2 separate regions of the Homo sapiens genome follow, and region 2 is linked to region 1. A link is an interaction called in ENCODE POLR2A ChIA-PET data of the cell type or tissue named here. Cell type or tissue: MCF 10A. All regions are shown on one strand. Links, peaks and the distances in the headings refer to the core of each region. The heading gives the core; the rest is flanking DNA.

Region 1 (4,392 bases), core at 248-4,247:
TCAGCCTCCTGAGTTGCTGGGATTACAGGGGTGCACCACCACATCCGGTTAATTTTTGTATTTTTAGTAGAAGCAGGGTTTCACCTTGTTGGCCAGGCTGGTCTCGAGCTCCTGACCTCGTGATCCTCCCGCCTTGGCCTCCCAAAGTGCTGGGATCACAAGCATAAGCCACCGCGCCCGGCCTGCAATTTCTTATAAGACTAAACATGCAATTATCATATAACCCAGCAACTGTATTCTTGTGCATTTATCCCAGATAAATTAAAATTTAAGTTCACACAAAAACTTGCAGAGAAATGTTGTTTTTTGTGTTTTTGAGATGGTGTCTCGCTCTGTCTCCCAGGCTGGAGTGCAGTGGCACCATCTCGGCTCACTGCAAGCTCCGCCTCCCGGGTTCACGCCTTCTCCTGCCTCAGCCTCCCAAGTAGCTGGGACTATAGGCGCTCGCCACCACGCCCGACTAATTTTTTGTATTTTTAGTACAGACGGGGTTTCACCATGTTAGCCAGGATGGTCTTGATCTCCTGTCCTCGTGATCCGCCCACCTCGGCCTCCCAAAGTGGTGGGATTACAGGCGTGAGCCACTGCGCCCGGCCTGAGAAATGTTTATGGCAGCTTTATTTGTAACAACAAAATACTGGAAACAACCCTTCAGTGGGAGAATGGTTGACCAAACTCTGGTACATCCATACCATGGAATACTCCCCAGCAATAGCAAAGAATGAACTACTGATACATGCAGCAACCTAGATGGACATCAAGAGTGTTATGCTTAGTGAAAAAAAGCCAGTGTCAAAAGATTACATACTGTGTGATTCCATTTACATAACATCTCAAAGTGACACAACTATAGAGATGGAGAGCAGATTAGTGGTTGCCAGAGGACGAAGACGGGGTGAGGAGCTGGGAGAGGGTGAGGGTGGCTGAGAATACAAAGAGGTAGCATGAGGCTGTGATTTCGAGGTGATGGAATGATTCTGTATCTTAACTGTGGTGCTGGTTACACAGATTTGTACATAGGATAAAACTAGAACTACATACATACAAATGAATGCAGTTTTTAAAAATGGTAAAAACTGAGTAAGGTCTGTAGACTGGCTAATAGTAATACACAAAGAGCAATGTCAGTTTTCTGGTTTAGATGTTATACTATGGCTATATAAGATTTCACCATTGGGGATGGGTGTGGTGGCTCATGCCTATAATCCCAGCACTTTGGGAAGTCAAGGCAGGCAGATCACCTGAGGTCAGGAGTTCAAGACCAGCCTGGCCAACACGGCGAAATCCCATCTCTACTAAAAACACAAAAATTAGCTGGGTGTGGTGGCGCATGCCTGTAGTCCCAGCTATTTGGGAGGCTGAGGAAGGAGAATCACTTGAACCTGGGAGGTAGAGGTTGCAGTGAGCCAAGATCACGCCACTACACTCCAGCCTGGGCAACAGAGCAAGACTCCATCTCAAAAAAAAGAAAAAAAAAAAATCTCACCATTGGGGAAGCTGGGTGACTGATATGTGAATCCCTGTGTGCTGCTCTAACACTTGCCTTTGAGTGTGTAATTATTTCAAAACAAAGAGCTTAAAATTTGGGTGGGGGAAGTACCTAGGTGAGACCTCTCCACCATTGTCCAATGTGTTTATTGCAAGGATTCCCCCGCTGCAGAGTGGGATGCCACGTTGCCAACATCCTGCAGCTTGGAGCTGGGGTTGATGTTTATGTGGACTTTTCAGGTACCTGTGGAGGATGGTGGGGGCAGGAATACCTGATGAGTGGATGGAAGGAGAGAGAAAAGAAGTGGCAACTGTAGACAGATGAGTCAGGTATGGCACCAAGGACCAGCCTGAACATGCCTGAAAATCAGCCCATATGCCGAACGGAATAGGAGGGACTTGGGTCTCTGACTCCTAAGACAAAGACCTCTCCTTTTATTGAATTATGTGGTTTTCCAAATCTTTCTGTGATTATGCTTAGGGGATATTTTGAAGACTGCACAGTCCTGGAACCCTTCTCTTTAGTTGATCCTGATTATACAGGGAATGTTTGTGTCCTTCCAAATTCATATATTACAATCCTTACCCCAAAGGTGATGGTATTAGGAGGTGGGGTATTTGGGAGGTGATTGGGTGATGAGAGTGGAGCCCTTATGATAGGGATTAGTGCCTTTATCAAAGAGACCTCCAAGAGATAGCTAGCCCCTTGTACCATGTCAGGACACAGCAACAAGGCACCCTCTATGAATCAGGAAGAGGGCCCTCACCAGACACCAAATCTGCCAGCACTTTGTTCTTGGACCTCCCAGCATCCAGAGCTATAAGAAATAAATGTCTGTTGTTTATAAGGCACCCAATTTATGGTATTTTGTTTCAGCAGTCCAAACAGACTACGATAGTCTTTTTTTTTTTTTTGAGATGGAATTTCACTCTTGTTGCCCAGGCTGCAGTGCAATGGCACGATCTCGGCTCACCGCAACCTCCGCCTCCTGGGTTCAAGCGATTCTCCCGCCTCTGCCTCCCGAGTAGTTGGGATTACAGGCATGCACCACCATGCCCAGCTAATTTTGTATTTTTAGTAGAGATGGGGTTTCTCCATGTTGGTCAGGCTGGTCTGGAACTCCCGACCTAAAGTAATCCACCTGCCTCGGCCTCCCAAAGTGCTGGGATTACAGGCATGAGCCACTGCGCCCGGCCTTAAGATAGTCTTTTAAAAAACTTTAAAATAGTGCATTAAATATACAGAACACTTCTGCTTCTGGCCAAGATGAGATACCAGGGACCAGATATATTCTCCCAAGTGAAACAATAGAAAAAACTGGACAAAATCTATGAAACAATGGTTTTCTGATATTGGACCTCACCAGTGCAGGACAGTGATTCCCGAGAGAGGGGAAACAAATGAGGTGAGTCTTATGATTGCCCGCCCGCCCCCCACCTTGCTGCCTGGAACGAGTTTCTGAGCTGCGGCATGTGGAAGGGAGCTGCATTAAGAGGGTTGGGGCCGGGCACCGTGGCTCACACCCAGGTGGAGCCTGATGGACTTCTGGAGCTGAGCAGCTGGAGCTGAGAGTCCAGGGAGGCCGCAGATGGCTGGAGTTCAGGGCAGAGTATTGGAGAGGAGAGAGCTGCAGAGAGCTCTGCAGAGAGCTCCCTCTTCACTGATCAGCACATGTGTGTAAGGAAGCTTCCTGAGGCTGGGGAAGAATCACCTGAAAGGACCAGAGGAAAAAATCACTACAGTTCACATGGCGACAGGAGTACTCTGTGTTCCCACCAGGCAGAGTAGAAAACCTCTTAATTCCAGGGGGATTGGGTACAGTCCTCAGAAGTGTATTGTTTCAGTAGTGGGACAAAATAAGCCCCAGAATAAAGGCTGCTCTGGTCTCACCTAACAACCTCAAAGTCTGGCCAGGCACAGTGGCTCACGCCTGTAATCCCAGCACTTTGGGAGGCGGAGGCGTGGGGATCACTTGAGGTCAGGAGGTCAAGACCAGCCTGGCCAATGTGGCGAAACCCCGTCTCTACTAAAAATACAAAAATTAGCCAGGCGTGGTGGCAGGCACCTGTAATCCCAGCTACTCAGGAGGCTGAGGGAGGAGAATTGCTTGAACCCAGGAGGTGGAGGTTGCAGTGAGCTGAGATCATGCCACTGCACTCTAGCCTGGGTGACAGAGTGAGAATCCATCTCAAAAAAAAAAAAAAAAAAAAAAAAAAAGCCCGGGCACGGTGGCTCACGCCTGTAATCCCAGCACTTTGGGAGGCCGAGGTGGGCGGATCACGAGGTCAGGAGATCGAGACCACGGTGAAACCCCGTCTCTACTAAAGATACAAAAAAATAGCCAGGCGCGGTGGCGGCGCATGTAGTCCCAGCTACTCGGGAGGCTGAGGCAGGAGAATGGTGTGAACCTGGGAGGCAGAGTTTGCAGTGAGCTGAGATCGCACCACTGCACTCCAGCCTGGGTGACAGAGTGAGACTCCGTCTCAAAAAAAAAAAAAAAAAAAAAGACTCAAAGTAAACCTCAAAAGGATCAAACTGTTTCCAAGTAACCTTAAGTATCCCATAACACATTTCAAGAATATTCATAGGAACACGAAAATATCTAGCACCCGAAGAGGTGCAATTCACAATGTCTGGCATCATCAAATTAAAAATTACTAGGTATGCAAAGAGGAAAGTAAATAAGACCTAAAATGAAAAGAAAAATAAATTAATAGAAACAAACTGAGAAATGATACAGATGATAGAATTAATAGAAAAGGGATGTCATGATATCCTGGTTGGGCTAAAAAAAAAAAAAAAGAAGAAAGAAAAAGAAAAAAACAGAAAAGGGAATTAAATGTTACTGTAACTATACAGTATCCCACATGGTCAAACAGGTAAAAGAAAGATTAAGTATGATA
Region 2 (4,392 bases), core at 297-4,296, 580 kb before region 1:
GGCCAGGATGGTCTCAATCTCTTGACCTTGGGATCCATCCACTTCAGCCTCCCAAAGTGCTGGCATTACAGGAGTGAGCCACCGTGTCCAGTCCATTTCTACTTTCTAAATATACTACAGTGAACACGTATTATCTTGGCAATAATAAAATTCTATGAATACATTTATTAGTATAAATATAAACATGTATATTGAACGATGCATAGACAAAAGCCTAAAAGAAATCACACCCAAGATACTCACCATGTTTATGCATGAGTGATGGGGTTGTAGGTTTTTAAACTTTCTTCTTTGGGTTTACTAGGAGTTCCTACATTTTCTTTATTGCTTTTGGAATAGGGGAGAAATTATTCTGAAGCAATACGAAATCACTCCCCTCAGCTGGGTGTGGTGGCTCATGCCTGTAATCCCAGCACTTTGGGAGGCCAAGGTGGGCGGATCACTTGAGGTCAGGCGTTGGAGACCAGCCTGGCCAACATGGTGAAAACCCGTCTCTACTAAAAATACAAAAGATTAGCTGGGCGTGGTGGTGGGTGTCTGGAATCCCAGCTACTTGGGAGGCTGAGACAAGAGAATTGCTTGAACCCAGGAGGCGGAGATTACAGTGAGCCGAGATGGCGCCATTGCACTCTAGCCTGGGTAACAAGAACGAAACTCCAACTCAAAAAAAAAAAGAAATTATCAGTTCCCTCCTGTTGATCATTTAAGATCTCTTTTTTCTAGCCCCCCGCCACCCCACAACTGGCACCCTTTCCTGCAACGCCTCTCACTCCACATTCGTAGCCTTGTTTGGAGAAAGCGGGGACAAAGAAGGCTCACCCAGCCATGCTGGGGATGAGTTTCTTTTGGGGCTCAGCCCCTGAGTCACATGAGAAACCCTTAAGCACAAACTCCAGACATCTCACTCTCTCTCCCACCGCTGCATTCTCATGGGAGAGTTCAAAGGTTGAAAGGGCAATCTAAGAGTTGGAGTAGCTGAGGCTCAGACAGGCTGAAGGAAAGAGGCTTTCTCAGATTCAGGGATTTTTCTAGATTCAGGGATTTTTCTAGCACAAGAGGAGCAGGGTAGAAATTGGGAGGCTGGGCTCTGACGTCAGGCTGCCTGAGTTCTAATTCCAATTCTCCTGAAGTATTGGAGTTCCAATACCAGCTGTGTGACTTCAGGCTAGTTCCTTAACCTCTCTGAGCCTCGGTTTCCTCATCTGCAAAATGGGGTAGTGATAGTACCAAGAAGGAGGTTGTGTGATATGAAGACATATCAGTAAAGCATCCCATAAAATGTGAAATCATGAACACTCTCCCTCAGTAAATGAATGATTTATCGAAACCTGCATAATTTCATAGCAGGCAGACCAAGAAAATTGTAATCTCTTCACACCATAGCTATAGGGTTGCACCACTTTGGCAGGTGAACAAACACACGAACCACCTTTGTCGATATTAGTCTCGAAGTACGTGAGGTTGAAATGATATAAGGTCTTTAGTGAAAGGGCTTTCATATTTTAAGAAATTCATCCTCCCAGGATAGTAAAATTCCAATGACATACTTTATGTGCAGCACCTAGGTTAGTGCCCGGCAAGAGTGCTTCATGTGCAAATATCTACTCAAAAAGATGACTTGGCTTCCTGCCCCTGGGGCCTGGCAGCCACCCTGAGACCCCATCCAACACTGCTGTCCCCACCTTTCCTACAGGGGAAGGGGCTGCTGGTATTCTCCTGGCGAGGGTCCCATCTGGTTCTCGCCCCAGAAACAGAAGGTAAATAGGGGCTGGGGGCTTGCAACAGAAATCCTGGAACTCCTCCTGGGCTAGGAAGTAGTGTCCCAGCAACAAGTCAAAAGTGGGAGCAAGGGCATGTGGTATGTGACCCCAAGATGCTCCTCTTCCCCCTGGCTTGGGGGTCCCTACTTGTCAGTAGTTTATACATCACCTCCTCCAGGAAGCCACCCTAGCTTCCCTCTCCCCATCCTACAACCAGAGCCTCTTCTGGCTTCCTCACACTCTGCTTACCCCATCACAGCACTTGGCACAATCGATTCCAATAGCGTGTCCGCTTGCTCAATGCTACACTCCCCGTGCCTCCCACCTGGTAGACCGAGAGCTTTGAGGAGGACAGGGAGTGTGTTTTATTGTCTGTATCTCTGGCATCTAGCACAGGGCTCAGAGTGGGCCCTCCATAATCAGGTATGTGAGTAAGTGCCTGAGCACATGAGTACATGAGTAATTTGGCACAACTTGTAGGGCAGAGGTTAAGAATCTGGGCTTCAGAGCCAAACAAACCTTGATCAAATCCCAGCTCCGCATCTCCCTGGCATGGAACTTGGACGAGTTCTTTCCTCCCTGGGCCGTGTCGTCCTCATGGGTAAAGTGGAAATAATAACAGTTCCCAAAGCACCAGTTATTGTGAGGGTTAAAGGCAGCAGTCACAACAAAGAATGAGCTCAGAGCCTGCATGCGTTCCATAAATGCAAGTATTCCATAAATGCCCTCTGTGCTGCTGTCTCCCCAGCTCCTAGAAGTGTGGCGGCTGGAAGCCTCCATCCCCTCCACCCTAGGAATGTGAAGGGCCCGCCTCGGTGGCAGTGTAGGGTCGGGGGAAAGCTGGTGGGCTTCCTGACCTGGATCCACTGCTCCTTTCAGAGACAAGGGTTGAGACACTGGCCTCAGCCTGGCTCACCCTTCCTGGGCCTCAAAGGCTGGGGCTCCCCCTCTCCTTGTCAAAATTAGCCTATCACATCCTGTGAAACTCAGGTGGGTGACTCAGAGACAGGCGGGCCACCTCGATTGCTGTTCCCAGGGCTGGGCTCATGGGCAAGGCGAGGCGTGGGCCCTCCACACACACCCACACCCCACAGGGACCCCGGGCCAGCAGCGAGCACCCCTTCCTCCCTCTCAGAAGCAGCCAGGGAAGCCCACCTCCCCTGACTTTTTCTCCTCTTTTCTTTTCTTCCCACTCGTCCAGCCTCTTGTTTTCTGCCCCCAAGGTGAAACGTGAGATCTGTCATTAGAAATTACCATGACTGACTGTCTAGCAGCTGACAGCATTGAGGAGAAGGGAGGAGTGGGGTCTGCGGGGCTGGCTCAGTGGGTTTTTCCCCAGTCCCTCTCCCGACTGCCCTCCCAGGATGGCAGAGCCAGATGTGTTCACATCCAAAACACACTAATTGTTTCTGGAAATCATCTGGGAAGATCTTCCTACAGCTGCAGTTCTCAAAAGGTGGTCTGTGGACCCTTGGGCATCCCGAAGTGCCTTTGAATCTTTCACCTTTTACCAAAGACCCTTGGAGGGGGGCCACAAGATCAAAACCATTATAATCATCCTGAGATGATGTCTTTATCACTCTCATTCACTCACAAATATTTAATGGAGTTTTCCGGGAGCTCTGTGACATGTGACATTGCAACAGATTGAATGCAGAAGTAGATACAATAATCCTGCGTGGTGGCTCACACCTGTAATCCCAGCACTTTGGGAGGCTGAGGCAGGCAGATCACTGGAAGCCAGGAGCTCGATACCAGCCTGGCCAACATGGCGAAACCCCATCTCTACTAAAAATAGAAAAAAATTAGCCAGAGATCGTGGCACATGCCTATAATCCCAGCAATGCAGGAAGCTGAGGCATGAGAATGGCTTGAACCCGGGAGGCAGAGGTTGCAGTGAGCCGAGATTGTGCCACTGCACTCCAGCCTGGGTGACAGAGTGAGACTCTGGTTAAAAAAAAAGAAAAAAAGAAAAAAGAAAAAAAAAGAATCCAGCTGTCTCCTGTGAAGCCAATCATTAAAGAGACCTGCAAAAATACAAAACGATGCCACTCCTTTAATTGGTTTTAATTTGGAAAATTGTGTCATTTCTTATAAAACTATGTTTTGTGTTAACATGTGATGAATTTATTATCCTCGCTTTAAATCAGTTTCTCAACCTTGGCACTATTGACATTTGGGCCAGATAATTCTGTTTATTGGGGGGTGCATCTGTGTATGGTAGGATGCATCTCGGATGCTGAGCAGCATCTCTGGCCTCACTACACACTAGACGCCGGTAGCATGCCCCATCTCCAGCTGTAACAAACAAAAATGGCTTCCAGCCTCGTCAAGTGTCCCCTGGGAGATAAAACTATCCCTGGTTGAGAACTACTACTTTAAATAAATGAATTACTACTTTCAATAAATGAACTAATTAATTAATTAAAATTTCCCAGTTTCAATTTCTAGTATGACAATTAGCAATAAATATAACAAAACTTTCAATGACTTTTATCTTCTTTTTTTTTTTTTTTTTTTGAGATAGGGTCTCACTCTGTTACCCAGGCTGGAGTGCAGTGGCCTGATCACAGTTCACAGCAGCCTCAACTTCCTGGACTCAAGCAATCCTCCCACCTCAGCCTCCTGAGTA

What was found. Peaks named below come from ENCODE experiments on the same cell type or tissue, not always from the same donor. Only the 100,000 strongest peaks of a DNase experiment are listed, where the experiment ranks them.
Region 2: POLR2A ChIA-PET joins it to region 1 with 8 read pairs; 1 of 35 experiments calls an interaction of 5 or more read pairs at or near these places.

What each region holds. Positions count from the first base shown.
Region 1 is chr1:23,659,521-23,663,912 of GRCh38, reverse strand. No RefSeq gene overlaps it. Among named protein-coding and RNA genes, the nearest start is that of RPL11, 30 kb to the left of the region's middle. In MCF 10A, for the core only: no CTCF peak of the experiment used is centred there; a DNase peak (open chromatin) is centred at 1,842.
Region 2 is chr1:24,234,725-24,239,116 of GRCh38, reverse strand. No RefSeq gene overlaps it. Among named protein-coding and RNA genes, the nearest start is that of LINC02800, 37 kb to the right of the region's middle. In MCF 10A, for the core only: no CTCF peak of the experiment used is centred there; DNase peaks (open chromatin) are centred at 2,136 and 2,706.